Linked DNA regions of Homo sapiens: region 1 is linked to region 2. A link is an interaction called in ENCODE POLR2A ChIA-PET data of the cell type or tissue named here. Cell type or tissue: PC-3. All regions are shown on one strand. Each heading gives the region's core, and the rest is flanking DNA. Links, peaks and the distances in the headings are about the cores only. Region 1 has its middle 11 kb from the start of GNRHR. Region 2 overlaps UBA6-DT (UBA6 divergent transcript).

Region 1 (15,465 bases), core at 5,237-9,236, 52 kb before region 2:
TAATGGTCAAAAAGAAGATTTAGACTATTTCCATAATTTCCCTTAGTTCACTTTCCCATACCCTTGCCCACTTTTTGTTTAATCTTATTATCCTATATTGTCATCATTTATTTTTCTAAATCCCCTTCAGTCTTTTCTATACAGAATAAGAAATAAAATGTAGTTTTCATGGGTTATCTTCTAAACATAACATTGCATTATTCAAAATCTGCTCATGTTATCATTATTTTTATTTTTCTCTTATACACAACTTTATTTTTGTATGCTTACAAGTATCATGGGAACTCAAAACATACGTAATTGTTTTTAAAATTGTAAGACATTAATTCCTACAAGTACAATACACAGGACTTTTAATTAATAAATCTATTTTTTAGGGTCCATGATCCCAAAGAATGGAATGTTATTTTAAGTAACCCACAAACACAGTGAAATATCAAGAATGTTATAATTCAAGAAAACTACCATTACCCTGCACACGATAATGACATTGCTGTTGTGCATCTATCTTCACCAGTGTTATATACAAGCAACATCCAAAAAGCATGTCTTCCAGATGTTAATTATATATTCCTATACAATTCAGAAGCAGTGGTTACTGCATGGGGATCATTTAAAGTCTGATGGTGAGTTCCTCACCTGACTCCGTTATATGGCTTGAATTTCAGGAGTTAAAAAGTAAAATACTCAGAATTACACCTAAACTGAAAAATACTTTCTCTGGATCATTTTTAAGAGTACAATGTGGAATGGATTGAAAATTATCCTCAACAACATTCATGCAGAAACTATAACTTCATAGAGCTGCTTACTATAATTCCTCTTAAGATGGCAGTTTTTCAAGAAATATATTATTTGAATAAGTAATTCATTTCCTTCATTCATTTATTCATTTACTAATGGAAAATAATTACCACCTTTGTTCAGGGATTGTTCTAGGTGGTTTGGATACGTTAATGAATGAAATGGGCAGATAATTCCTGCCTATTTTCTTAGTTAAAAAAAAAAAAAGGAAAAAGCTTTCATCCTTAACAAAGGAAAATGGACAATTTCATGAAATGAAGGATGTAAGTATATTAAAAGAAATAAGTAAGTTATAGCAAATTTTATGCAGTTAAGTGCCATAGAAAAAAATAGGGACTGTAGGGGATTCAGCATTTTTAATGAGGTGACAAGGTGATACTTGAGCAAAGATTTAAATATATGCATCCCCATGACCCTAATAATGTGAACACTTAGTGGCTATTAATGTCTGTAAATGCAGTTTGAAAGCAGAAAAATAAACCTAAAATTAATTTCAAGATTCAGAATTACAGTAAAAATTTAGCTTAAAAATTTTTAAATAATCATAAAATGTATGCTCCTGCAATATGAGTTTTTCATTTTGTTTTCTTTTGTTTTTGTTTGTTTGGTTGGTTGGTTTTTTTTTTTGTTTTTGTTTTGTTTTTGTTTTTTTCGAGACAGAGTCTCACTCTGTTGCCCAGGCTGGAGTGCAATGGCATGATCTCGGCTCCCTGCAACCTCCGCCTCTCAGGTTCAAGTGATTCTCCTGCCTCAGCCTACCAAGTAGCTGGAACTGCAGGCATGAACCACAACACTTGGCTAATTTTTGTGTTTTTAATAGAGACAGGGTTTCACCATGTTGGTCAGGCTGATCTCGAACTCCTGATCTCAGGTGATCCGCCCACCTCGGCCTCCCAAAGTGCTGGGATTACAGGCGTGAGCCACAGCACCTGATTCATTTTGTTTTCTAAGACATCTTTTCTGTACAGAATAAGAAATAAGATGTAGTTTCCATGAGTTATCTTCTAAAACATAGCTTATTGAGTTATTCAAAATATGCTCATGTTATTTTTTTACTTATATACAACATATTAATACATTAATAAACATATTATTACATATTAATACATGTAATACATATAAAATTTCAAAACAATTCAAAAGAAAAAATCTTATTACATATAGATGTACACACTAAATATTTCTAAAAATGGTCATTTTTCAGCAACAGCTTGGTATGTTTATAAACATTACTTGCTTTTTTGTTACTACAGCTAAAAGCTTAATTATACTTTACACTGATTTGATTTAGAAATTGTACATAGTGTTAAAGTTAGATACTAATAGCCTAGCCAGAAAGATTAATAGTGACATCAATAAAAATTATACAATTTTCTTCCTTTACGAACAACTTCTAATGTACTCCACAAGGGATTAGTGAAGATTATAGATAATAGGACCTGCAACAATGGGGAGGCAGATGGCAGAGTCATCACATCTGGAATGTTGTGTGCCGGGTTCCTGGAGCCACGTGTGGATGCCTGCCAGGTAAGTCTGTTTATTCTAATTTCAAGAACTTTATTCTTGTAGTTTTAAATTTCCAAATAATCAGTTCAGTTTTCTCAAGGGATTGACAATTTTTAAAGGCTTAAGTATGTTTCCTAGCCAAAGTATCTAATTAGAATTACAATGATATCAAATAGGTCTCATTAAAGTCCTAAAGTGCTAAATTACCTTGCTGTATAAAGCTGTGAGCAGGAGTGGGAAAGAAACTCAATTTAGAATAAGCAATGAAGAGATGAGATGGTTTACTGGTGACTTTAGTATGATTGTCATTTCACTGAGAAACATTCAGCTGTGTCTAATAGCAAAATTAACAATCATGGAGCTTTCACAATGTGATTCCAACATCCTAAATATTTTATTGATTTAACAACTCTTATATAGTATTCCCATGTGCCAAGCACTGTTTTCAGCACTTTACAAATATTAATTTATTATAGTTACCTCAGTCCTCTGCAGTATATTTGTGCTATTGTAAGCCCTATTTCTAGATGAGGAAATTGAGACAAAAAGATCAAGTAATTTGTCTAAACTCACAGAGCTATTAAGCGGCAAAAGAACTGAGATTTAAACGCAGGAAATTGGGCTCTAGGGCCTATGCTCTGAACTCTACACTAAGATGTTTTTCCTTATGCTTAATGTGCTTTTAACAATTGTTGCTGTTTATGAACAATAGTCCCAGAGCTAACAAAAGTTTCTAAGCAGGTAGAATCAGTGATAAATCCAAGAAAACCTTTATTTTATTCATGCAATCTTTCATGTAGTGATTATTTATTGACTACTACCTATGTGCCAGATACGGTGCTATGTTCAGGGAAGTTAAAATGAACACAGCATATTCCTGTACTCTAGGAGCTAGCAGACATGCAAACAAGTATTTGCAATACATAATCATCATCTCTAATTACAAATTTCTAGCTTTGCAACTGTCCCACTAAACCCATTCTTCAGTATCATGAAGAGCTTAAAACTCTGTTCCTCTTAATTTCTTCTCAGTCCATCAACCCCCCACCCTCATGACTCTCTCCTAACCTTAAACAGCCTAGGACCCTTGTTTTATTATTTCAGCCACTCTATTGACAGCACTCTCGGTGACTTCATCCTTGACTTACCCGACACCCATTCAAATAATCATCAACCACAGAACGATCTATCAACTGTATTTGCTGTTATATGCAAGCTGCTGAGAACAGCTAGAAGAAATCATGCCTTCTTGTAAACTGGAGTTACATAATCACATGTGGGTCCTTAACACACTGTACAATTATTAATGCATTTTTATAGTGCTATGCCGGACTTTCATTATATTCTTTACCTACGTACCTCACCATGTCCTTATCTTCTTTAGCATATTATATTTTCTCCTACTAACCAGAGAAAAAATGGAAGCAATCATATGAGAAGTCCTTTAATTTCCTTTCTCCTTGATACATTTATGTTTGTACTCATTCTCACCCTCTGGGCTTGGGATAAACAAGTTTCTTTCACTATTCAAAACTAATCTCTTGCATGTGTTTTTCACTCAGTCTCCTTCCTACTACATAGGTATTTGAACTTTCTATTAATGTGAGTTTTCTTCTGTATTTTCCAAACTGACCCACCCTGATGGACCTCTTGGTACATTCTGTAAACATTATTAAGTCTCTTCCATCAAGCCTCTTTGTAGGAACTCTTGGGTACTCACACAACTCAATGCTAAAAAGAAAACACAAAATAGCCTAATTTTAAAATGAACAAATAAACTGAGTAGACATTTTTCCAATGAAGACATGCAAATGGCTGACAGGTACATGAAAAGATGCTCAACATCACTAAGCACTAGGAAAGCATAAATTAAAACCATAATGAGGTTATACCTTGCACATGTTAGGATGACTATTAACAAAAAGTTCTGGTAAGAGTACACCATTGGTGGGAATGTAAATTGGTACAGCCATTATGGAAAAAAGTATGAATTGTCTTCAAAAACACTAAAAATAGAATTATCATATTTTTATGGCATCCAGCAATCACACTTCTAAGTATTTATCCAAAAGAATTGTAAACAGGATTTTAAAGAAATATTTACACTCCTATGTTCATTCTAGCTTTATCCTCAATAGCCAAGATATGGAAACTAAGTGTCCATCTACGAATGAGTAGATTAAAAAATTGTGATACACACACACACACGAGCATTATTCAGCCATATAAAAGAAAAAAAAATCCTGTCATTTTCAACAACAATGATAAACTTAGAGGACACTATGCTAAGTAAAATAAGCCAGACACAGAAAGAAAAATAATCCATACATTCACTTATACCTAGAATCTAAAAAAAAATCAAACTCATTGAAACATAGTATAACAATAGTTGCCACGGATGGAGCCTTGGGGAGTTGTTGGGGAAAGTAAAGGGATGTTGATCAAGGAGTACAAACTTTCAGTTATAAGTTCTAGATATCTAATGTACAGCATGGTGATTACCATTAATAATAATGTATTGTATACTTAAAATTTTCTCAAAGAGATCTTAAGTGTTCTCACCAAAAAAAAGTAAATATGTGAGGTTATGAATAGGTTAATTACCTTGATTGGGGGAATCATTTCACAATGAATATGTATATCAAAACATCACATTGTACACCTTAAATCTATACAATGTTTATTTGTAGATCAGATCTCAATTTTTTAAAAGATGAAATACATTTATCTGTCTGAGAAGAAGAAAAGTAGACACAGATGTGGATTGACTTAAGTGATCTGAGAAGCCAAAAAGGCAAGACAAGGAATGAAGGGATTCTCAACTGTTACTCTCCACTTACTCTGAGAATTTAAAAGTAATACACTAGATTCAGAATGAGGGAACGGGATTTTCAAAAATTGTGAAATCACAAGAGTTTGGAATGGCCGCCCTGAAAAATTAGAAAGGGAGCTGGTTAATCATCCTAAGCAAACTAATACAGGAGCAGAAAACCAAATAACGCATGTTCTCACTTATAAGTGGGAGCTGACATTGAGTGCATATGGACACAAAGAAAGGAACAACAGACACCAGAGCCTACTTGAGGGTGAAAGGTGGGAGGAAGGTAAGGATTGAAAAACTGCATGTCAGGTACTATGCTAGTTACCTGGGTGATGAAAGAACCTAGACCCCAAACCCCCATGACACGCAATTCACCTATATAACAAATGTGCATGTGTGCCCCTCAACCTAAAAGTTTTTAAAAAATACTTCATTGTTAAAAAAAAATGCTAACAGTCATCTGGAAAAAAAAAAAGAAAAGAAAAGAAGCTGGCTAAAGACACGTAAATATTGCTTAGAGGTGTTGGTTTGAGGATGTAAATTTGTAACATGGCTTCACAGTGTCTGGTTTGGCCCAGGCTATGATGGGGAGAAAGATAGGGAGCTGAGAAGCTGTTGACAGAATAGTGGTATGGTGCATTATGAAATATAGCTGGCATAAAGAAAGAAGAGCAGGAGGACATGAGCTAATACATTCATAGAGGAGTCCAGGGATTCACATTCTTAGTGAGACTGAAGAGCAGACACAAAGTAAAAAGTGGAATAAGTGGAACAAAAAAACTTAAGGGGTAGATGCACTCAATCGTAATACTGAATAATGGTGTTTCAGAAGTGGAGCAGTTCCAGGTGATAACAAGGAGTAACATGGAAAGATTCAATAAAATGATCAGAGTCAAGGAAGCCAAGAGACTGTGAGCTAAAGTATTACATGTGTCATCAACAGATGTTGAAAATTATCCAGGATGATAGGAAGAATTACAGCAAAGGGAAATCCAGATGCCGAGGTGTTCCATCATTCTGGGAAAATGGCCTAAAGATCAGTAGATGAAAATAATAAGTATATATATGTGTGTGTGTGTGTGTGTGTGTGTGTGTGTGTGTGTGTGTGTTCTCTCTAGGGTGACTCTGGTGGACCACTGGTTGGTACAGATTCTAAAGGCATCCTTGCTAAAGGTTCCCTGCTGGTATTGAAAGCTGGAGAAATGAACGTGCTCTTCCAAACAAGCCTAGTGTCTACACTCAAGTGACATACTATTGAGACTGGATCCTATCCAAAACTGGTCTTTAGTGCAAAATTTCTCTGTAGATTAAAGCTCAAATGTTATATGCTTGTTACATGTTTGTAATTCCCAAACCATATTTAACTTAGATGTCACCTCTCCTTATGAACATTTAATGTTGCATTTAAACACATACTATTTTAGAACTATGAAAACTTTCTGTTTATTATAATTTGACAAAAGTTTAATGAGACTAATGGACTAGGACATACAATTTTCCCTTTTACCTTTTCAGATCAATGGTAATTATATGAGTAAACATGGATTACAGTTTATTAAGGAAGTTTTCTGTACCAATTTGCAGATCCGGGACTCTTGGAGAATCATAGAGTAGCTATTAGCAACATACTCCCTTCTGAGTCATCCCCTGATGACAAGCACATGGATTCCATAGGATCAACATATTAGTAGGTTGTAGTCTAGTGAGTTGCAATAATATTGCCTATAAAAGTTACCCAGGAAAATGTATCTACCTGTTTTCTTTCTGGTTCTTGTGCCAACACTAATCCCTGATCTATTTATGACTTCCTAACCTTGAGTGACACAAAACAACATGATAATCCCCTGAAGTACACTGAATAGGTCACAATGCTTGCTGATTTGTTCTCATTCTACTTCAAGCATGAAAGTGAAGCCAGAAAATGGTTCTCAAATATACACACACTTAATAGTAAAATAATCCTCAGACACATGGGCTATGTTTCAATAAGTGCCTTGAATAGACCATGCAAACACTACTGTACTGTATTTCTCCAAACTACTAAAGTTTCTCAATCATACAAATTATCAACCAGAATAAATAATAGAAAATTTTGCTTCCACTTCACTCACTTTATTCCCCATACAGAAATCCTAGCTGAGGGTACGGATGTTTATAAAGGCACTGTTATGCCAAATTAGCAAGTCAGTTGGCATTTAACTAAAAATGATCTCATCAGAGTGCTTTCCCAGATTGTAGTCCACAAGTGTCTCTTCAGTAGTTTATCCTCCTCTTCTTCATTGCTGACAATCCTACAGCTACCACCAATTGCCTTCGTTTTGATGTAAATTTTTTCATAAACCCCCTCAAAATTGCACTTATAGCAGATAATATTTGCTGATTCCTTACTATGTGCCAGGCACACTTTACATGTATTATTACGTTGAACTGTCCCCCCAGCGCTGTGATGACGGTCACCTTGGGGAAACTGAGGTAAAGAAGTCAAGTAACTTGCCAAAAAACAGAGAATTTATAATGAACTGAGCTGGGATTCAAAATCAGACAATTGGATTCCAGAGCTCACAGTTTTAGCATCTATACTATGTTATGTGACATGATTATAACCAAAGCTCTACCTTCCATAGTCTTCTAAAATGGAACATTTGTCATAAACTTTATGGATGACTCATTACAGTAGCTTTATTATTTAATTGCTTTTAAAATATTTGACATATCATCATACACTTATAAGATACTTTTTGATGTTTAACTTTTTATTTTTTGATGTTTTAGAAATTAAGCATAAACAAAATAAAACTGTAGGCATAATGTCCAGGATTCTTGGGTTGCAAGTGACAGAAACTCAATCAACACTAGCCTAAGTAAAAAGAAGACATTTATTGGCTCATCTAACTAATAAATTTAGAGATCTACATCCTTTGACATAGCTGAGACTGGATCCAGGAGCTCAAACAGTGTCTCTCTCTTCCTCTCTAGTCACATCTTAACTCTCCTCTCCTTAGTCTTCATTCATAGGCAGACACTTCCCTATGAGGTGGTGAAGACATGTTCACTGATTCTAGACTTAGATTATCGTTAGTGCTAAGCTACCAGTCTCAGACAAAAATACAGTAATCTTGCCCACTGGCTACAGTAAAAATAAAAATTAAAAAGTCCCGAGGATGCCTCTGATTACAAGTTTGGATCAGGATATCACTCCTGTGATGGACTTTTGATTGATATCTCTTTGGATAAGGGAGGGACATTTCCAGAAAAATAAAATGCTTCTTTTTCCTGTAGGAATTGTATATGGTTTACATGCACACAAAAAAATAGGTAAAGAGGAGTACTGGTAGCTTAAATCACTAGGCTATGTTGGTTTTTTCCAAGATAACAGAATATGCATAGTATGCAAAATCTGAAAATCTGTTACTTACAAGTTAAAAACACATGAAAATATAAAATCTTTGTTTGTTGTGTAATTATATTATTTTGAATAACAGTGTATTGATTGAGAATGTAGCACATTTTTCATTGGGTAATTGGTAAGTATTATTTTTATCTAGCATACAAAATATTTTATTTTTAATTTAGAAAATAATTTAACACAAAGACAGATACGTTAATACATTTTAAGAATGTGCCTCCACATAAGTTGGCTGTAAGTTACCTGCATGATGACGTGCTGTATAATAATGGATTCCCTTTTCCTCTCTCCAAGCCAAGACAGTAACAGTGGGGAGACACCATTATTACTATTAATAATGTCTCCCCACCTGGGCACCTGCATCATAACTCTTCAAATCTCAGCATTTATGCTATAAAAAGTATCTGGCAAGAATTCATGATGAAAACACACACAAAAGAATGAAATTGGATCCTGATCTTACGTCATATGCAAAAACTAACTTAAAATGGATTAAAGACTTAAACGTAAAATCTGAAACTGCAAAACTCTTAGAAGAAAATGTAGGGGGAAAAGCTCCTTGATATTGGTTTTGGAGATGATTTTTTGGATATGACACCAAAAGAATAGGCAACAAAAGCAAAAACAAACAAACAAACAAAAACAAGTGGTACCGCATCAAACTGAAAAACTTCTGCACAGCAAAAGAAACAATGAACAAATGAAAAGACAACCTATGAAATGGGAGAAAATATTGCCAAACCATATACCTGCTAAGGGTATTATAATCATATGTCCAAAATATATATGGAACTCACACAATTTAATACCAAAAAAACCCAATAACCCAATTTAACAATGGGCAAATGACCTAAATAGATATTTTTCCAAAGAAGACATGGAAATAGCCAACAAGTACACGTACACGAAAAGATGCTCAACATCACTAATCACCAGAGAGTGCAAATTAAAACCACAATTAAATAACACCTCAATGAGCTAATGCCTCACACCTGTTAGGATGGCTTTTATAAAAAAGACAAGTATTGGTGAGTGTGTGGAGAAAAGGGAACCCTTGTACACTGTTGGTAGGAGGGTAAATTGGTACAGTCATTATGGAAAACAGTATGGAGATTCCTCAAAAAATTAAAAACAGATCTACTATAAGATCTAGCAATCCTACTTCTGGGTATATATCCAAGGGAGTGAAATCAGTATCTCAATGAGATATCTCCATCCCAGTGTTGATTACAGCATTTATTCACAATAATTAAAACATGGAAACAACCTGAGTGTCCGTTAATGGATGAATGAATTTTTTTAAATGTGATACACACACACACACACACACACACACACACAGACGAAGCATTATTCAGCCATAGAAAAGAAGTAAATCCCACCATTTGTGTCAACATAGATAAACCTGGAGGGCATTATGCTAAGTAAAATAACCTAGACACAGAATGACAAATATTTCATGATTGAAAAAAAGTCAACCTCATTCAAAAAATATAACAAGCGGTGCCAGGGGCTGGGGTTTGGGGGAAATAGGGAGATGTTAATCAAAGAGTACAGTTATAAGATGACTAGTTCTGGGGATCTAATGTACAGCTCGAGTTCTGATGAATGTGTTAATTAATTAGATTGTAATCGTTACACAATGTATAGGTATATCAAATCATCATGTTGTAAACAGAATACATAAAATCCTTATTTGTCAATTAAATATTTTAAAATTTAAAAACCTTGAAATAATAGTGAAAACTGAATATGCTGAATATAAATTAATTATTACCAAGTTTATTAAATAGGTCCGTTAAATAGAATACAAATATCACTACACGTGCTGCATGTTGAAACAAAATAGACAATATACTTTCTCTATCAATACATCCTGACAATATGCTAGTAAAATTTTAATAAACTTAAGTTTCACTTCTCAGCTGGTTTCTTTTCGCCTTTTAAACTACATGCATTTGTGACTACTAACATGAACTATCTGGCATCTCTTTTGGCATCTTTGTGATTGCACTCAGCTGTGGCTTATAGACTCCCTCACCGGGTAATTCAATATCTAGTAAGAGATTTGCTACTTTCACTAACACTTTCACTTTGACCTCTGAGTTCTCTCCCTTTTACTTAGACTGCTGCTTTGGCTGCTTTTCAGGGTTCTTTTGCTGAGCAGACTGCCTTTGTTCATGCTGCTAGAAAACGCACTTAAGATTGCTCAGAGTCTTTTTGGCATATTTGTTTACATCCTCTCAGAAGATCTCACAGTTTAAGTGGAAGAGGCTGGCTTCTTTAATAATTTTAACCAAAAAGAATTTTCAACAAGTAAACAATGCAAGACCAAAAAAACCTTTCTAAAGAGTTTATTCTTTCTTTATTTTCAAGAATCCTCTTACTTAAAAAAAATCCACTCTACATACATTTTCAAATGTCAGAAAAACGATATCCTTATTATATTCCTTTTAACTCTTTGCTGTGTAGAGATTTTAATATAAACTCAAATTAATTATTTTTCTAAGATGAAAACTTCTTGCCTTCCCATATATTTTAAACAACATTTCTTAAAATTTGCTTATTAAAAAAACATAAACTTCATGAGATTATGAGCTCTGTCTTATTCTATTTCTCATTGCCCAAAACTCGAATAAATATTTGTTAAATAAATGAGTGAAATTTGGAAATGATAGTTCTTATGACTCTTTTAAATAAGATATATCCAACAAATGAAAATAGATCATGTTAATGAGCAGAAAACTGTGTATAATAAAAGAGAATAATAGAAAATGACTTTTAAGCTAAAGAGAACTTAAAGATTATGTTACAAATTTTACAGATAATAGCTGTGAGAGCTAGGAGATGAGGATTACACAAGAGAACTGGGAACTCCTAATTCCCGATAAAGTGTTCTTTCTTCTATACTATATTCATTATGAAAATATAGTTTAAATTCCATTATAAGAAAAGCTGTTTCCCTCGAACATTGATTTCTCAGTGTTCTTTGAATAGATTATACTGGTTGTAATGGACATTGGTGGTGTCCCACCAGGGGCCCTTTCTCAGACATCAAGACTCTTCCATCAGCTGTTGAGAGTATTGGCTGCCAAGAGCTCATAGCTACCCTCTTCTGAGAAATGCCATCAGTTTATGGGAGCCACCATCCAAAAACACCTGAGAAGTTATACTTCTCCCCACATAAACAATAGGCCCCAGCCAGATGGTAACTGATAAAGGAGTGCCAAAGCTCAGCCTCCTTTCCTAATGGTGGGGCAAGTCTGTGGTTCCATTTATACCCAGTGTCCCATGTGGGATCAGGCTAAGGAAGGTTAGACTTCAGCTGAACACACATTTGCTTCGATTCTTCCTCTGCCCTGTCTTGCTTTCCTCACTCTCTTAGAGGTTTCACCTTAAAGCACACTCTCAAGTCGCTTGCACAAGAATCCCCATCTCCAGCTCTGCTCTACGGAATTCAACTTAATACATGAGTTGATTTAGTTTTCCACTGACTTGAACTGTTAAGGGAAACATTTTTCTTATACTTTCCCTAAAATACATGTGTGTATTTTTCTAATTCAATAAATCCAATACAGTAAACCCAATTGAATCATTATTGTTCCAGAATATCTTGTCTAAAGTTCATCTTTCCAATGAGGAAGTTTCCTTGTATTGTATGGTAAAGTTAAATGCAGGTGGTTTAAGCATTTAAACAAAAACAAAAAAGCATTTAAAAAAAAACACTATACTAAGTTTAGGACATATTCTTACATTTGACAAAACACTTGTTACACTTTTTTTTCCTTTTTATTTGTCTGTTTCTCACAGCAGAATGCAAGTGAATTTTCAGGTAACTAACCATAACCCTGGTTAGTAGAACGCCAGTTAATCAAGTTTAACTATTCGAAGACTCTTGCTTTAAAAGATTTTTCTTTGTTTTTATGGATGTTTGTAAAGAAAAAATTCTATGCAAGTAATACTATATCATAGATATACACCCCTATCTACGAAATTACACCTTAAAACAAAGGCCTTGTGTATGTGATATCTGCATCATAGATAAAGAGAAATAAGCAGAAGAAAGGGGTTTTTATTCTTCCCGTTCCTGTTATCATTTCTACCTTTGAAAAATAATGCTAATAAATTTCCAAATTATACAACCTAGCAAATCAATTAGTGGAAAAATTTCAGATAAAAGTAACTATAAAGGAAGTGAGTGATTTACCTGAATAAAACTATTTTTCAAAGATTTTATTAAATAACTACAGCATCTCTAGGCTTCAACGGTATTTTTTTGTTTTGTGAGACAGGATCTTGCTCTGTCTCAGACTGGAGTGGCTCAATCTCAGCTCGCTGCAACATTCGCCTCCTGGGTTCAAGGGATCCTCCCACCTTAGCCTCCAGAGTACCTGGACTACAGGTGGGTGCCACCATGCTTGACTAATTTTTAAATAATTTTTTTGTAGAGATAGGCTCTCCCTATATTGCCCAAGCTTCATCTTTGTTTTAATCTTGATCCTTAAATATTTTAAAAATACAATATTTATTTTTATAAAATTCAATTTTTAAAAAGCTATTTTATTTTAAAAGTCCTAAAATAAGAAAAGAAGAAATAATAATAAAAGTGAATATGTTATATAGAAATTAACAGGATGTCAATTTCATGTGTGCCCAGTCTTACTGAAACTTAAAGAGAAACCAATACTAATAATCATATTTTTCTAAATTGTATTTTAAAATCTTATTTATATTATTATGCATTTGCATCATAAATTCTGTTTTTGTTTGTTTTTGAGACAGAGTCTCACTCTGTCACCCAGGATGGAGTGCAGTGGTGTGATCTCAACTCACTGCAACCTCCACCTCCTGGGTTCAAGTGATTCTCCTGCCTCAGCCTCCTGAATAGCTGGGATTACAGGTGCATGCCACCATGCCCAGCTAATTTTTATATTTTTAGTAGAGGCGGGGTTTCACCATGTTGGCCAGGCTGATCTTGAACTGCTCACCCTGTGATCCACCCAGCTTGGCCTCCCAAAGTGCTGGGATTACAGGTGCGAGCCACCGTGCCCGGCATAAATTCTTAATTAATACAATTATTGGGGATCTAGCTTTCAAATTTCCAATTCTGAAGAAGGTGGAAATAAGATACATTGTATTTTAAAATTGAATTGCATCATGAAATGGAAATGCTGTGTGTCAACAGAAGATTATCAGCAAAAGAACAAAATTGAAATTATACTCTTTTTAATACAAGCAAACTACATAAAGTTTATGTAAATAAGAATATCTCGGCCTCACGCGGTGGCTCCTGCCTGTAATCCCAGCACTTTGGGAGGCCGAGGTGGGTGGATCACGAGGTCAGGAGTTCGAGCCAGCCTGGGCAATATGGTGAAACCCTGTCTCTACTAAAAATACAAAAATTAGCTGTGCATGGTGGTGCACACCTGTAGTCCCAGCTACTTGGGAGGCTGAGGCCGAAGAACCACTTGAACCCAGGAGGCGAAGGTTGCAGTGAGCCGAGATCGTGCCACTGCACTCCAGCCTGGGCGACAGAGCAAGACTCTTGATTGAAAAAAAAAATTCATAACAATACAATATAATTATAAAATATGTTTGGAAATATCAAATACGAGCTTTGGCTAGCCTTATTTTTGGTATCCACAAGTATAGTGTGTAGTACATAATGCTTAATAAGTGGTTAATTGAATTGTTGAAATAAATATAATTCTTATATTCCTGGTTTAAATCTTTTTATATATTGTTAATTATACTTAAAAGTAAAAGATTACTACTTTTAGTATTTAGTGAACATAAATTTTGATAAGTAAACATACTTATTATGCTTCTGCTTTTCTGTTCATTTCATATGTTGGTGATTTATATTATATATGCATTTCCTTAATCTGATCTCCAAAATCGTACATATTTAACCATAATTTCCCATCATTTACCTCTAACACATCTATACTGAAATAAAAATTGCAACAATGTTTTACAGTGTGATTCTCCAAATAATGAGCACTCTTGGAATAATGAAAGTGAATCTGCCATGTTAAATGCTATGCATAATTTAACATGGCTTAGAAAAATTTGTATGGCTTTTAGAATTTGTTGCTCTCCTTCACAACAATTTTGTGTATATATTTCCTCATACTACTTCATCCACAGTCCTTCCTCAAATGCTTCCATTTAAACTTAAATTTTAAAAGTTCCCCTTTTACTCATTTCACAGTTGTCGTAGACACTATCATTCTTTGCTCAACAAAGTAAGTCATGTTTTCAAAAACTAAAAAAAAAAAAATTCTTTTTTTTCTGATATTGTGCTACTTCCATCTTCTCTCCTTACAGGAAACAAAATTTTTTCCCAAATACATTTTCATACACATTCTTCTTATTTGAAAGAGCTGCCTTCCTCTATTATTTTATTCTCATGAGTAAAGAGGTATGAAAAATATTTCTTGCTCCCCTGGGTCACTTCTAAACCATCATCACTCTTTCCCTTCAGAAGTTGGACTTGTAATTCAAAAAAAAAAAAAAAAAAACTGGCTAGTTAGGTTCAAGAAGATGATGGGAAAAACACTATGAAGAAAAAAAAGATACTATAATTGAAAACCAACTCAGGTGATGAATCAGCAGGAGTTGCTCATCCTTAGAGCTGCCTGGGCTCCTGTTGGCTTTCTAGGTCTTGTGTATCATGAAAGATAACTCCATTATCTAAAACAGTCTCCCTTTCCTGCAACTAAAAGGGCCTGTTAACACGGCCCTTCATTCACTAAGGACTATGGCACCTGGCTCATAGACCTTTCCACCCCAACTGCTACCAGAAAGTAGCATTGCATAGTAGTTAAAGACAGGAGCTCTGAAGGCAGACTGCATGAGATGTAACACAATTCTGTGGTGTCCTAATTAGGGAAAAGGAGTCAGGCTGGTGGGAGCAGGGGAAAGC
Region 2 (16,794 bases), core at 7,106-11,105:
ACTTCCCATCATGACCTGAACCAGTCTCTCAGGTTAAATTTTAAGAGCACCCTGGCTGAGGAGGAAGTCCATTCAGATGGTTTGGCTGGCGGGGGGCTTAGAATTTTATTTTTGGTTTACACCATTAGCTCAGAGGCTCATTGATGATATCCCTCAAGTCTGACAAGCGGAGACCTCTTCTGGTGGTGTTACCGCAACTCTGGCCTGAGTTCTTGGCTCACTCATAAGTAAAAATTAACACCAGCGCAAATAGGAATTTATTTCAGGCAAAGTTTAATAGGCTTGTGGCTCTAGCAGCACAACGGAGCAGAGTACAGAAAAGGAGTCCTGATGTTAGCTCCCAAAAGGGCTCTGCTCTTGTCATTTTAAGGAAGTTGAGGCAGGAAAAAGGAGCAACGTGTAGGCAATGTTTAGGCAGGGTCTTCTCTGCACCTACACAGTGAGGTCTCATGCCCAAACATGAGGCACATGTGTCAGAGGCATTTGAACCAGAGTCACTCCATCTTGAATGGGGGCTGGGTAAAATAAGGTTGAGACCTACTGGGCTGCATTCCTGAGAGATTAGGCATTCTTACTCACAGGATGAGACAGGAAGTCGGCACTAAGTACAGGTCACAAAGACCTTGCTGATAAAAAGAAGTGGTAAAGAAGCCGGCCAAAACCAGCCAAAACCCACCAAAACCAAGATGGTAACAAAAATGACCTCGGGTCATCCTCACTGCTCATGCATTAGCATGCTAAAAGACACTCCCACTAGCGCCATGACAGTTTACAAATGCCATGGCAACATCAGGAAGTCACCCTATATGGTCTAAAAAGGGGAGGAACCCTCAGTTCTGGGAATTGCCCACTCCTTTCCCAGAAAACTGCTAAACAAGGAGTAATCAATCCCTTGTTTAGCATATACTCAAGAAGTAACAAGTACAAGCAGCTGAGCAGCCAAAGCCACTGCTCTGCCTATGGAGTAGGCATTCTTTATTCCTTTGCTTTCTTGATGAACTTGCTTTCACTTTACTCTATGGACTCGCCCCGAACTCTTTGTTGCGTGAGATCCAAGAACCCTCTTTTGGGGTCTGGATCAGGACCCCTTTCTGGTAACACATGTACAGAAAATGGCAGATAACCTCCATCTTGGGTGGAGATTTTAGTATTACAATGAGATTGTAGTGAGAAAAACTTGGTGAAAGCTCAGCACTGAAGTTCATCTTGTTGCAAACCAGCTGGATCTGGTCATGTTCTTATCAGGAAGGCCAGAATCCTGCTTCAGTAATCTTGGAACACATAGCTGAAAGAGAGAAATGGTTAGGTTCTTCCTTTTTTGGTTTTATGATTAGGAATCCAGCCTGGTCAGCTAAGTTAGGATGGACCCTCTCTCTGCTACTGTGACTGGGGTTAGCTTGTTAAAACAGACAAGAAGGTATGGAAAAGAATATGCCCACATGTGTAAGGCCCACTAGGATGTTGATTATCTGTCCTGTCTGCCAGGACCAAGTCCCTTCCCTATACTGTCTCAGTGCAGGGGCTGGATGCTTTGTCTGTGGGACTGCTACTCCTTTCTTTTCATAAGTTTATCCTATTGTTGCTGAGCAGCTTAATTGACAAAATGCCTGAAATCAGAGGGATTTCATCTGCCGAAAACTGGTGTCTAACTGTAAGCAAAAGTTGGTTTACGGTGGCAAAAGGAGAATGAAGGGGATCCGAAGGACAAACCTGACTTTGCCTCTCTTCTACCCTCCACCCCACTATCCTCTGGAAGAGAGTTGCCCGGTGTTGGGAGCTCAGGAGTGTCTTCAGAAATCTCTCCACGAAGCTTCCTGCCATCTGTCATGAAATCTCCTCACAAGACCACATCAGGGAACATCTCAAAATCATCCTCAGAACCCTGCACCAATCATGTGCTGATGAGAAGCCGGTGGTGAGCAGTTGTACAAGATCCACAGAGCTTGATGGGAATTTGTCAACCCCCAAATGTTTCTAAAGTTGATCTTATAGATGCTGAAAATGTCACCCTCCCTTTCCGGCCTCTTGTGCCTTGCTCCTGTCATTCGAAGCTGCCCATCTGAAGCCCTCTAGCCTCAACCTGAAGGTTATTGCCATGGATCTGGCCCAGATGCACGCCTGTCAAGGACCTGGAAATGACCTTTACATTGAAGCATCTGCTGCTCTGTGTGCAGGCTCTGATTTCAGTGTGTCAGGAGGACTGCAGTGGGTCCAGCTTGTAGCTCATGGAAGTGCTGGTGATGATAATGGCTGGCTCAGGTGCCACAGGCCTCCATGGCAAGGTTTAGGAGACAATGAACTCGATGGTTGCAGTGGAGAAGTCAATGTCAGCCAGGATTTCTGTGGGAAATACACAGATGTGGTCAACCACATCACACAACGACTGGACTATGTACTCTGCAGAACTTATGCAGCTCAACGTACTTGTCACTCAGGCTCTGTTGTAAAAGAAGTGCCACAACACTTGGTCCCCACACCCAATGCCTATCTCCAGCCAGCCAGAGACCTGCAGATGTGTCTAAAACTTTTTTCCATCCTGTCCAAAGTGCTGCTGAGGCCAAAGGACACCATCACCTCCCAAAGGCAGTTTCACAGCTACCCTGAGACAGTGATAAAGGACATCTGCAAAGGCATGTGGGAGGACAGCCATTGTGTCCTGCCTCTGGGTGCTCCCTAGCTGCAAGGTCCTGTTGGTCAAACAGATACAGGAAGTGTAGTAGGGAATACTGATACCTCAAATTCTGACCACCCTGGAAGAATATTCTCAACTGACTTAGTTAATTCCATGCAAAATTATTATTATTATTATTTTTTTAACAGGAAAATATTCTGATTTTTATTTTTGCACGTTATTCTCAAGTACACAATTACAATAATGTCACACATCCCTATATGATTTTCTTTTTATGTATTTTACTTTCTTTACAAAGTGTACAGAGGGAGGGACATACAATATTTAATAGGATATTTCTACAGAACAATAACTTATATTATGTCCTTGTAAAAATCTGTACCTCTTTAAAACATTTAACTGAAACATCCATTTTTTTTAGCTTTGCTAATCAAAATTGTTTTAAGAATTAAAACTAGGTTGTAACTAATGTCAGTACATAACAGTGACTACAATTTCATTTTCTCTTTATACAGACAAGTATGTTTTATCATATTCACTTGACCAAACCCTTAAATGCCTTTTAAAGGTTTTAATGTTGTGCTTTAAAAAGAAAAGAACTGTGTATGATTCCAGAGTATGTAAGAGAAATATAAAATGTGTGAAGTGTTGTGTTCTTTATCTTTCAGTTTATTTAAAAAAATATAGTTAAATGACCCAATCATTTATATTTTCTGTATTAATTTTATAGGATTTAAAATTAATACATATATTTTTTAAAACCTCTGGTGATGTGATTAATGCAGATAAATTCATTGAGATTTACCCTGAACTCTAAAAACATCTAGATGACATTTTCAACAACATAATAATAGCAGCTGCATCCACCTTAATCACCTGGCTGAAATGCATCAAAAGCACTGATAGATAGTCTTATCATCAAAACAACATTCAATATCTGTATAAGGAACTCCTTGTTCATCTTGATGATTCAGAGAGCGCCATCCAGGAAGCAATTTTAGAGGTCCTTTAAGATGGCGGCATCCTATCCTCAGATCTGATGAGGGAGACTGATGCTGTCATCTACAAGCAGCACTCTGCATTGGCTGGGAGCAGCATCTGTAGCACATGCAGGCCTTGCTGGCCACACAGTGACCAGCATTCTGGGCTGGGAGCATTCAGTGTGATGGCTAGGGGTGGGAACAGACACCAAACACTCATTCTAACCTGGACCAGAATTTGTGTCCTTTAAGCCTCCTAAAAAGAAATTTCATCTTTCTTTGGTTTCTGTCTCCTGAAATTTAATATCTCAGTGAACAGACTAAAAGGAGTTTGAAATCTTAACAATCAATAAAGTTTTTCCCATTTTAACTATCATGGAACTTAAAAAGTTATATAGACATATACATTAAGAGTATTTTTTTTCTTAGGTCAGTAATGCTAACAGTGTTGAAAATAGAGTAACCAGATCTAATTTTGCTTACTCTCTTATAAGTAGCAGTAAAGTAAAATTATATTTTATTTTCTATACCCAAGTGCCTAAAGGACTTTAAGTGAGTATTGTTATCATAAGCTAATATTTATGTTAATACAAAGGGGAAAATGTTGTGTATACTTTCCAACAATCAAATATTAATAATTATGCTTTATTGTTTAAAGATTTAATTTAAAATATTTATTTTTTTTAAGTCTTGGAGAATTATATTTCAATTGTTAGTCTATGATAATTTCTCTTACTGTTCTACATGCAAGTTTTCAAAAATATTCCTAGAAAATGTGATATGCACATAGTCTTAGTCTATTTAGGCTGCTATAACAAACTACACCCTGCTCCCAGCCCCTGGCCAGGGAAGGCGGCCCCTCCCCAGTCACCCCACCTTTCACTCCCACTACAACCAGGAGAAGGTATTCCTGAGCCCTCTCCCACCCTCACCCTGCCTCCCCACTTCCCCGGCTCCAGTCTCTGCCAGTGGAGCCCACTGTGCCAGACAGTTTCAATGCTTTGCAAAGACAAAGACCCCTAAACTGGAGGGAGGAGGAGGAGGAAGAGGAGCGGAGAGAGAAGGAAGAAGCGATGTGAGCTGGGAAGGGGGCGAGTATCCGGGACACTCACACCCTTTTATCTACTCCAAACTCCCTCATGCCCAAATCCCAGAAACTCCAGCGTGTCTCCAGCCATGCTGGTACCATTTTCAGATTTTACCTTCTTTAACTGGAAATGTCAATGAGAGGAAATTAACATCTGCAAGAGCTGCAGTGAGCAAATGCTTTGAGCTTGGGCCAGGACAATTCCATTTGGGGACCTGAGATGGACAGTCACTCAGCCTATGGAGATGAAGAAACTGAGGCTCAGAGAGGTTAAGAGACTCCACTAAAGTCACACAGCCAATGACAGCCAACCTTCTGTGGCCTTCATCAAGCTTGTCATATAACCCACCATGTCTCTGGTGACAGCATGAAAGACAAAGCCCTAATTAAGGATCATCAGAAACCACACTCGGAGGAGGGCGGCAGAGACAGCTTCCCTCCCTGCTATACCAAGACCCTTCCTTCAAGGTCCTCACTCCTCAGAGAGCCTGGACTGTCACAGAGGTTAATTACCTCTTAGCTTCTTCGGATGGGAATGGAAATCACTGGTTAAAGCTTTATCAAGAGACGTTATCAGCTCTTTAAGGATTGCAGAAGAATAGGCTACTTTATTTTCTGAAAAGGAGGGAGTTCCTGCCACCCATTGCAGGGAGGTCGCCATCAGGACAGTGAAGATGGTGACCCTGCGGAAGAGGACCCTGAAAGTGCTCACCTTCCTCGTGCTCTTCATCTTCCTCACCTCCTTCCTGAACTACTCCCACGCCATGGTGGCCACCACCTGGTTCCCCAAGAAGATGGTCCTGGAGCTCTTGGAGAACCTGAAGAGACTGATCAAGCACAGGCCCTGCACTTGCACCCACTGCATCAGGCAGCATGGGCTCTCAGCCTGGTTCGATGAGAGGTTCAACCAGATAGTGCAGCTGCTGCTGACTGCCCAGAACGCGCTCTTGGAGGACAACACCTACCAATGGTGGCTGAGGCTCCAGCAGGAGAAGAAGCCCAATATCATCAACAATACCATCAAGGAATTCAGAGCAGTACCTGGGAATGTGGACCCAATGCTGGAGAAGAGGTCGGTGGGCTGCTGGCACTGTGCTGTCGTGGGCAACTCGGGCAACCTGAGGCAATTGTCATATAGGCCTGCGATAGAGTCACAATTTTATGCTCAGGATGAACAAGGCACCCACGGCAGGGTTTGAAGCTGCTGCCGGGAGCAAAACCGCCCACCATCTGGTGTACCCTGAGAGCTTCCGGGAGCTGGGGGACAATGTCAGCATGGTCCTGGTGCCCTTAAAGACCATGAACTTGGAGTGGGTGGTGAGCACCACCACCACGGGTGCCATTTCCCACACCTACACCCCGGTCCTCGTGAAGATCAGAGTGAAACAGGATAAGATCCTGATCTACCACCCAGCCTTCATCAAGTATGTCTTCGACAACTGGCTGCAGAGCCACAGGCGGTACCCACTCACCAGCATCCTCTCGGTCATCTTCTCAATGCATGTCTGCGATTAGGTAGACTTGTATAGCTTCTGAGCAGATAGCAAAGGGAACTGACACCACTACTGGGAGAACAACCTGTCTGCGGGGTCTTTTCACAAGACGGGGGTGCACGATGCAGGCTTTGAGTCTAACGTGACGGCCACCTTGGCTTCATGAATAAAATCCGGATCTTCAAGGGGAGATGACACAGTGAAGGGTTGAGGATGGATGCACCATCATGCCTCTGCGTTTCCAGCCCCAGCATCTTGCCAGAGCCAGTCCATCCGGGATCTTGGAGGGTCAGCCTCAGGTGTGTGCCCAAGTGCCACTTGCAGCCTCTTGCACCCAGCCGTTGGCAGCATCTACTCAGCAAGGTCACTACCTATCATGGCGGAGCATGTCTCAAAACCTGTCTTGGGTGGGGACAACGTCCCCCGACTGCTGCCCCAGGGCTGGGGAGACGCTGGAAAAGGTTCAACCTCCACATATTAAAATCATTTTGGCTCCTGGGGTGGGATTGGGGAACAAATGTGGAAGACGCCCATATTCTGAGAGACAGCATGGTTTCCCAAGGAAGACTGGCAGAGAAACTTGAGTGGTGATTACCTCCAGCACAGAGAAACGCTGGGCGGTATCCGCGCTGGGGGTGAGATGCTGCCCTTCTTTGCATGAAGCCTGGCCTCTCCCTTGGCGTGATAACCCTGTCATCCCCTTCTTCCCAAAGCTCATTTAAGTGCCACCAGAGGCTTCTACCCCAAAGATTTTCACAGAAACTTGAGGCCAGGTGCCGTGGCTCACACCTGTAATCCCAACAACTTGGGAGGCCAAGGCAGGAGGATCCCTTGAGCCCAGGAGTTCAAGACCAGCCTGGACAACATAGTGAGACTCCTATCTCTACAAAAATAAAATATTTTTTTAAAATTAGCCAGGCATGGTGGCACACACTTGTAGCCCCAGCTACTAGGGAGGCTGAGGTGGGAGGATCTCTTGTACCCAGGAGTTCAAGGCTGCAGTGAGCTGTGATCTCACCAATGCACTCCAGCCCAGAGTGAGACCCTGTCTCTAAAAGAAAGAAAGAAAAAAGGAAAAAAAAACAAAAAACTTGGCACCATGTTTCTAACTCCTGAAGATGCCTCTTCCCAAGCAGCTATTCCTTTGGATAATCAGTCTCATGGCTCTAATCGTGGCAAGAGCAGATCTGACCGCTTCCATATGCCTTTGCATTTGGGGAAGAAAAGCACGTATTGGCTGAAATAAGGCAAAAGCCCCTACTTGGGGAAAGGGATCCCCACCAGTGGCCCCACTTGCTCCGTAGCTGGAAACATCTTTTCTGGTTTCCTGAGCTGGCACCTGAATTAGAACAAAGCTCTGAGGATATTCAGCGCCCCCTAGCAGTGCGTCAGAATGGGACCATACATTCTTTCTCAGACTACTCAATATGGTGCCCTTAACCACCAAGGCCACACAGGAGGCTTCCAGCAGCATTTTCCCCAAGGGCCTGAGCTCAGGGTCAAGTCCCTGCTGGCCACCTTGGGGCTGTCACTGGGGGGCTGGGCCAGGGACATCCCAGGAATGGCGACTGGCACATACCTCATCTTCTCGCTCCCCAACTACTCTCTTTTCCTCGTTAGGCTTCCTGATTATTGATTGATTTTTTAAAAATTCAATTGACATTGTTTGCACTGTGGCTCTGTTGGTGGTCCTGGTGTGTTGGTGGTCCTGGTGTTTTAATGAAGCTTGCCTCACCCAGCAGCTGGGAAATAGGGAGGCTTAAGGAAGGTTTGTAGGAGTCCTTGGACTTGGGATATTGGGGGTATCTAGGGCTTGGATGGTTTGTGGAATGTCCACAGCATCCTCCCATTCCAACCCAACCTTCCTTCTTCCTCACTGTGGACTGGAATTCATTCTCAGGCTAGGAGTCTCCAAAACTCTATGAAACCTTATTGCTGCTGGGTGGGGAGTGAAGAGTGACAGGCATGGTGGGGACAGTGATTGTTGGCTCCAGTTACTAATGTTTAAGCAGAAAAACCACTTTTCTTTAAAAAAAAAAAAATCTCTTAAAAGGCCACTGCTGCCTTGAGGAGGTGTGACCTTTTCCTGGTGGAGTGTGAAGGAGGCATGGGGCCTGTGCTCCCAGGCTCAGGGAAACCCCCTCTGCACACTGGGAGGGAGGAGCTTGGGGACACCAGTCATGGGTAAAGGTCGCTTCAGGCCATTCACAAGAGTCCCTGGAAGTTGCATGCTAAGTTTGTTTTTTTCTCTGAATCTCTGCATATGAGCATTTTTCTGGAGAGAGGTTCCATAGCTTTTATTAGATTCTCAAGGGTTCAGAATGTGGAAAGTGTTAAACAAACAAACAAAAAACCTGTTTCAGCTTTAACATCCTCCAAAACTTTAAGACTTTTTTTTTTTTCTGATAAAGGCTGGTAATCACTGAGTCATCATTCACAACAGACATCCTCGAAGGGCAGAGCTCACAGACATGTATGACATGAAGAATTCAGCAAACGTTTCTTGATTGGCTAGTCAAACACTGATACAAAGAGCGATGCTGTCTCCTGAACTCTTCCTCTTCTCCTAAAAGCTGACTCCATTTAGGGATGACCGGCTCAGGCTGAGCAATCGACTTCTCTGGGTTTTCTTTGAGTAAGAATAGGTCCCTTGAAATGAAGATATGTCTGTGTCTGAGCCGGATGCTGCCTGGGTCGGTCGTCTGCTCTCTGTCTGGTCTCCCTCCGTTCCACTAGGATGGTCAAGCTGTGAGATATCTTCCAGCCCCCAAATCCAGCTCTCCCATTTTACTGATAAGAAAAGCAAGGCCACATTGCAGTTGGGTGGGGAGTGGAGAGTGCCAGGCATGGGAGGACAGTGATTGTTGACTCTAGTTACTGATGTTTAATCAGAAAAACCACCTATCCTGTTAAGCACGTTTCCTAAAAGGCCACTGCTGCATGGGGAGGCGTGGCCTTTTCCTGGTGGAGTACGAAGGAGGGAAGTGACTGGCAATCAGGAACTGGCTGGGACAGATAGCACAAGTCAGAGTTTCAGCAACAACGGGGTGTTCCTGGCACCATGTTTAAATTGTCTGGAGGCGGGCTTTCCCAGCGAGTCTCTATTCAGCATCTGGAAAAAGTGTAACCAGAATGGAGGTGTCTGACTCTCCTCTGCTCTCTCAGCACTGAGCTGTGTCCGCAGGCTGCCTGCATGGCCCTAGGCAAGCTCTTGTCTCTGCCTTCTCACACCCTCCAGTGCAGGAGATGGCATTTCTCTTATGAGACATAAAAGAAGCCCAGCAGACATCTCTTATGTCTCATTGGCTTAGCAATGGGCACTTAACAGAATAAAAGCCAATTGTTGTGGCCAGAACTAAATGCACCAGTTTGGCTTAAACCAAATGCAACCCTGGGGTGAAGGTGGCTGGGAATTAGACAAGAGTGTTAGCCAAAGGGCACCATGCATGCTGTCAGCAGGAGAATGAGGAGCACTCTTGCTGGGCAGGCAGTGGCAGGGGCTCCCTCAGGCCCCTGAATCCCAGCCTAGGGCTCTTTCTACTCTGCAGGCAGAGAGCTCCTTGGAGACCGGCCCTGGGCTCAGGCAGGGAGTAGACGGGTCCCTGCCTGCAGCACCCAGAGCTGAACCTGAAGCCACAAAGATAGGCTGACAAGGTGGCCCATGAAGTGTCAGCAACATCCCAGCCCCCTGGGTCTCCCCAGTGAGTCAGGGTACTGATTTGCTATAGCTGAGCTACATGCCCCTCCCCTCCCCTCAGTCACCTTTTAGGGGAGAAAGGAGGGCAGATTTGTAACCTCCGGTGCTCTGCAGGGATCCTGGGCTGGAAGAAAGTTCATAAATGGATGAATGCCTTTTAAAACTCTGGCTAGTCCTAGCATCATTCAGCAAAGCATTTGGCTAGGCTTAGAGAGAAAAGCCAGATATGAGAAAATAGAATGTAAAATAGAAAAAAAAAGTCAAGAAGGGGGAGAGGGCAGTTAAGATCTGGGTGATTCTTTAGGGAAAGGGCTTGTTGAGAGGTTTTGATGGAATCCCATTCTCTGATGTGGCCAGAAAGCCATGCTAGAGGCCAGTCCCACCTGGATGTGACTCTGGCTTCTTGGCAAAGGTAGAATAAAACCACAGAGAACATTTAGAACAGGGATGTTTGCTTTGAGGTAATCTGAAAACAAGTAACAGAGAAACCAAAAGAACTCACTCTCCCTCACCTGGTTAGGATCAAAACTACTTTATGCAGGGAAGCCCACGCCCTGAGGGGCCACCGTCCAGCTAAAGATCACTGGATGCCAGGCATGTGTCATCAGGAACCAGCACCTGTCCTCGCCCCTATGAAAAGCCCTGGGGGTATCATTATATCCATCATGAACATCTGGTTTGCAGCAAATGTGACTGCATGCCACCAGGATCATCCTGCCCCATGGACTGGGCTAGCTAGTTTTGATATAGAGTCAACCTCCCTCTTCTTGTTTGCCATGAAAACACCAGCTCCTGCACCCCTGGGGTGCTACCTGACACCTGTGCAAAGAAAAGGAGGAAGACTTAGAAGAAAAGGCAGAGACAGGCAAAGCAGCATCTCAGCTTGTCAGGATTAGGATATTACCGATTTTTTTTCTTATCAAAAGAGCACTGAATTTCCTACTGACAGTGAGCCGCCTTTGCACCTCCTGTTCTCCCTCCCAGCCTATCAGGTGATACCATCACCCAGCCTCATCACTCAGCTTCTTCCTAGTACAAAACTGCCATCGGTTGCATGTTCTGAGCTCCGGGATGTCAGATTTAACCATAGCCTGCATCAGGGCCTCCCCGTCCAAGCCCCTGCCTCTTAGGGTGATTATGGGTTTATTCCCTTCCTCCTACACAGTCGTTTCCCTCCACTGAATTCCCTTCAAAACCAAAGTTTCTTGAGCACTTTTTCTTCTGTGCAGTCTTGTGTGTTTGGCTGTTGGTGTTTTAAAATTTGCTCTCTATTCTCCCTTACCTCTCTCCGTGTTGTTGTGAAGCTGAGCACTGGTTGGGATGCATCTGAATGATGTTAGCAAGATCCTGTTTTCCTCATCCCCTGCTCTGTTTTATTTATTGTTGAATATTTCCAATGATCCAAATCAAAGTGAATAAAAAAAGAGCTATTTTATTAAAAAAAAAACTACCATAGACTGGGTGGCTTATAAATGACAGAAACTTATTTCTCACAGTTTTGGAGTTTCGGAAGTTAAAGGTTAAGGCACTGGCAGATTCGGTGTCTAATGAGGGTGCACATCCTAATTTACAGACAGCTGTCTTCTCACCTGCCCATGGCTAAAAAGGCAAGGGAGTTCTCTAAGCTCTCATGTCCCAGAGGCCTCACATGACACTGGGAATTAGGTTTGAACATATGAATTTGGTGGGGATATAAACATTGTGTATGGCACACATATTCTAATTTATAGATAATTTAAGTAGATAATTATTCACATTTATTGAAAGGGTTATTTTCTTTACGATGGAATTCCCTCTGGGTTCTAATTAGTTGCCTCCAACTCATTCAAATGTTACTACAATACCTTTGGGCAAAGAAGCCAGTCTTCAAATGCGAAAGGTCAGCTACTCTCCAACTGTGTTCATGAAGGCCTGATCTCAGGACTCAGTATTTCCTAATCTTTTTGATAGCCACAAAACAGATGTTCCAGTTTTTGAACATAATATGTCTGGCATAATATACTAGAAAAACACTAGATTAGGAAGAAAACTAGGTTCTAGTCTTGACTCTGCATCTACAATTATGTGAATTTATTCAAGCCATTTAATGTCTTTGGGTCATCCTCTGTGAAACAAAGGAGTTGAACATTTAGATGATGGTCAAGCATCCTTTCTGTGCTAATACTCAATAATTCAGGAGTATGGAGTAAAAATAATACATTTTAAAATGTTCTGTAACTATAAAACATTGGCATCCGACACCAGGGAGAGGCCATTTCCTGATGGTCCACACCTATTGCACTAAAGTGTTCATTGAATGCAGATGCCAGTGAGAAGCAACTTCCCGGGCATGTGCATTAAGAGACAAAATGGTAGAACATGAGCTTCCGGGGGCACAACACCAGAAAAGGGAAGAAAGCCTCAAATGGGCATACAAACAACTTTCTAAACACACTGCTTGTGCTCACCTCCCAAGTGTAACGAGGGCACTGCACATCCAGGCATTTCACCTTAAGGGAAGAATTATGGGAAAGGGGTGCAAGACATGGGAAGGAGGGCCAGCCTATAAGGTCCTAGAATCAAGGTTAAACACTGCATTTGACCTTCTCAGTGCCCACTTGGGTCTCTTCCAAGCATACTTTGCTTTCTTTCCTGCTCTAAAGCTTTTTAATAAACTTTTATTCCTGCTCTGAAACTTACCTTGGTCTCTTTTTCTGCCTTATGCCCCTCAGTCAAATTCTTTTTTCTGAAGAGGCAAGAATTGAGGTTGCTGCAGACCCATATGGCCCCGCTGGATTTCGGACTTGCACGAGGCCTGTAGCCCTGTCATTTCGGCCAATTTCTTCCATTTGAAATGGGTGTATTTACCCAATGCCTGTACCTCCATTGTATCTAGGAAGTAACTAACTGGCTTTTGACTTTACAGGCTCATAGGCAGAAGGGACTTACCTTGTCTCAGATGAGACTTTGGACTGTGGACTTTTGAGTTAATGCTGAAATAAGTTAAGACTTTGGGGGAACTGCTGGGAAGGCCTGATTGGTTTTGGAATGTGAGGACATGAAGTTTGGGAGGGGCCAGAGTTGGAATGATATGGTTTGGTTATGTCCCCACCCAAATCTCATCTTGAATTGTAGCTTCCGTAATCCCCATGTATCACAGGAGGGACCTGGTGGGAGATAACTGAATCATTGGATAGATTTTTCCCATGCTGTTCTCATGATAGTGAATACATCTCATGAAATCTGATGGTTATATAAAGGGCAGTTCCCCTGCATATGTGCTCCTACCTGCTGCCATGTAAGATATGCCCTTGCTCCTCCTTCAACTTCTGCCATGATTGTGAGGCCTCCCCAACCATGTGGAACTGTGAGTCCATTAAACCTCTATTTCTTTATAAATTACCCAATCTTGGGTATTTCTTCATAGCAGTAAGAAAATTGACTAATCCACATGCAAATGGAAACCAAATGTGACCAGGAATAGCTATACTTTTATATAATAAAGCAGTCTTTAAGTCAAAAGCAACAAAAAGAGACAAGGTTATTATATAATGATAAAGGGATCAATTTAGAAAGAAGACATAACAATTGTAAATATATATGCATCCAACATTGGAGCACCCTGATATTTAAAGCAAATATTATTACATATAAAGGAAGAGATAGGCTCCAATACAATAAAAGTTGGGGATATCAACACCTTGCTCTTAGCATTTGACAGATCATCTACACAAAAATTAACAAAGAAATATTTAATTTAAACTGCACTTCAGATCAAATGGACCTAATAGACATTTATAGCACATTTCATCCAACAGTCAGAAAATGCACATTCTTTTCATCAGCACATGGAAAATTTTCCAGAATAGACCACGTTAGGCCACAAAACAAGTCTCAAAAAATATAAAAAAATTGAAATCATATCAAGTATCTTTTCTGTCCACAATGAAAACTATAAATCAATAACAAGAAAATCTTTCAAAACTATACAAATGCATGGAAGTTAAACAACATACTCCTGAATGATCAATGGATCAATGTAGATATTAGAAAGGAAATCTAAAAATTTCTTGAATCAAATGAAAATAAAAACATATGATACCAAAACCAATGGAATACAGCAAAAGAATATTGAAAAAAAGCAATATATTGCTATTTATAGCAATAAACACCTGCATCAAAAAAATAGAAAGACTTCAAATAAACCTAACAATGCATTTCAAGGAACTAGAAAAGCAAGAACAAAACAACCTCAAAACTAGTAGAAGAAAATAAATAAAACCAGAGCAGAAATAAAGCAAATTGAGATTAAAAAACAATTACGTAGGCTAACCAAGAAAAAAAAAAAGACCCAAATTTTAAAAATCAGAAATGAAAAAGGAGACATTACCACTGATACCACAGAACTACAAAGGATCATTAGAGACTATTATGAATAACTATATGCCAATAAATTGGCAAGCCTAATGAAAATGGATAAATTCCTGGACATTTACACCTACCAAGTTTGAACCAAGAACAAATAGGAAACCCAAACAGACCAACTACAAGTAATTAAATTGAATTAGTAACAAAAAGTGTCCCATCAAAGAAAAGCCTAGGACCTGGTGGCTTCACTGTTGAATACTATCAAACATTTAAGGAACTAATATCAATTCTTCTCAAACTCTTCAAATTAAAGAGGAGAGGATTCTTTCAACTTATTCTGAGACCAGCATACCCTAATACCAAAACCAGACAAGGACACAACAAAAAAACAAAACTATAGGACAAAACCTATGATGAACATAGATGCAAAAATCCTCAACAAAATACCAGCGAACTGAATCCAGCAGCACATTAAAAAGATTATTCACCATGATCAAGTGGAATTTACCCTAGGGATGCAAGGATGGATTAACATATGAAAATCAATAAACATGATACATCACATCAACAAAACGAAGGACAAAAACCACTTAATTGACTGGGTGCAGTGGCTCATGCCTGTAATCCCAGCACTTTGGGAGGCCAAGGCAGGCAGATCACCTGAGGTCAGGAGTTCGAGACCAGCCTGGCCAACATGGTGAAACCCCATCTCTACTAAAAGTACAAAAATTAGCCAGACGCGGTGACACATGCCTGTAGTCCCAGCTACTTGGGAGGCTGAGGCAGGAGAATTGCTGGAACCCGGGAGGAGGAGCTTGCAGTGAGCCGAGATCATGCCATTGCACTCCAGCCTGGGCAACAGAGCGAGACTCCATCCCAACCTACCCCACCCCCCCCAAAAAATAAAAAAAACCATGACTTAATCATTTCAATAGTTGTTGGAAAAGTATTAATAAAATGCAACACCCTTCATAATAAAAATCTTCTAGGTATAGACTAGGTTTAAAAGAACATAACACAATAAAGGCCATATATGATAAACCCAAGGCTAAGATTATGCTAAATGGGGAAAAGCTGAAAGCTTTTCCTCTAAGAACTAAAATAAGACATGGATATTCATTTTCACCACACTTATTCAGTGTAGTACTGGAAGTTCTAACCAGAGCAATTAGGAAAGAGAAAGAATAAAAGGCATTCAAATTGTAAAGAAGAAAGTCAAATTGTCCCTGTTTGCAGACAACATAATCTTATATAAAGAAAGCTTTTAAAGATTTATCAAAATACTCTTAGAATTGATTTAAAAAAACTCAGTAAAGTGCAGGATACAAAATTAACATACAAAAATGAGTAGTGTTTTTATATATCTACAAGAAACTAGTGAAAACAGAAATCAAGAAAGCAATCTTATTTACAATAAGTTACAAAAAAAGAAACCCTATGATATGGTTTGGCTGTGTCCTCACCCAAATCTCATCTTGAATTGTAACTCCCACAATTCCCACTTGTCATGGGAGCAAGCCAGTGGTAGGTGATTGAATTATGGGAGCAGGTCTTTCCTGTACTGTCCAGTGATAGTGAATGAGTCTCATGAGATCTGATGGTTTTTAAAAGGGGAGTTTCCCTGCACAAGTTCTCTTCTCTTGTCTGCTACCATGTAAGATGTGCCTTTCACCTTCCACCATGATTGTGAGGCCTCCCCAGCCATGCGGAACGGTAAGTCCAATAAACCTTTCTTTTGTAAATTGCCCAGTCTCAGGTACGTCTTTATCAGCAGTGTGAAAATGGAGTAATACACCCTAGAAATAAATGTAACCAAGGAGATGAAAAATTCTTATAAGGAAAATTATGAAACACTGATTAAGGAAATTGAAGAGGTCACACACAAAAAATGAAAAGGTATCACATGCTCACAGACTGGAAGAATTGATATTTTTTAAATGACCACAATGCCAAAAGTCATCCACAGATTCAATGCAATTACTATCAAAATTCCAATGACATTCTTCACAGAAATAGAAAAAAAACTCCTAGCGTTCATATGGAACCACAAAAGACCATGAATAGCCATAGCAATCCTGAGCAAAAAGAACAAAGCTGGAGGCATCACAGTAGACTTCAAAATATACTACAAAGGATTATGGTATTGGTATAAAAACATACACATAGAGCAATGAAACAGGAGAGAACATGTAGAGAATAGAGAAACAAAAGGCATTCAAACTGTAAAGGAGAAAGTGAAATTGTACCTATTTGCAGAAAACATGATATTACACTTTTTAAAAAGTCCTAAAAGCTTCATCAAAGTACTCTTGAAGTTGATAAACAAATTCAGTAAAGTTCAACTTATTTTCAACAAAGGTGTTAAAGACATTCAGTGGGGAAAGGACAGTCTTTTCAATAAATGGTGCTGGGAAAAACTGAATATCCATATGCAGAAAAATGAAATTAGATTGCTATATCTCATCATAGGCAAAAATCAAATCAAAATGCATTAAAGCCTTACTTGTAAGACCTGAACCTATGACACTCCTAGAAGAAAACATTGAGGACATACTTTA

What was found. ChIA-PET counts read pairs that join two places held together with the same protein. Peaks named below come from ENCODE experiments on the same cell type or tissue, not always from the same donor. Only the 100,000 strongest peaks of a DNase experiment are listed, where the experiment ranks them.
Region 1: POLR2A ChIA-PET joins it to region 2 with 5 read pairs; 3 of 35 experiments call an interaction of 5 or more read pairs at or near these places.

The regions. Positions count from the first base shown.
Region 1 is chr4:67,757,434-67,772,898 of GRCh38, reverse strand. It overlaps the pseudogene TMPRSS11CP. Among named protein-coding and RNA genes, the nearest start is that of GNRHR, 11 kb to the right of the region's middle. In PC-3, for the core only: no CTCF peak of the experiment used is centred there; a DNase peak (open chromatin) is centred at 6,768.
Region 2 is chr4:67,705,968-67,722,761 of GRCh38, reverse strand. UBA6-DT (UBA6 divergent transcript) reads right to left here. Exons shown (of 2, transcript NR_015439.1): 2 at 257-2,340. It also overlaps the pseudogene ST3GAL1P1 and the pseudogene LOC100419862. Among named protein-coding and RNA genes, the nearest start is that of UBA6-DT, 13 kb to the right of the region's middle. RefSeq lists enhancers at 64-1,263, 8,367-8,416 and a silencer at 1,157-1,451. In PC-3, for the core only: CTCF peaks have their summits at 7,395 and 7,601; DNase peaks (open chromatin) are centred at 8,651, 9,141 and 10,431; H3K4me3 peaks cover 809 bases; H3K27ac peaks cover 3,189 bases.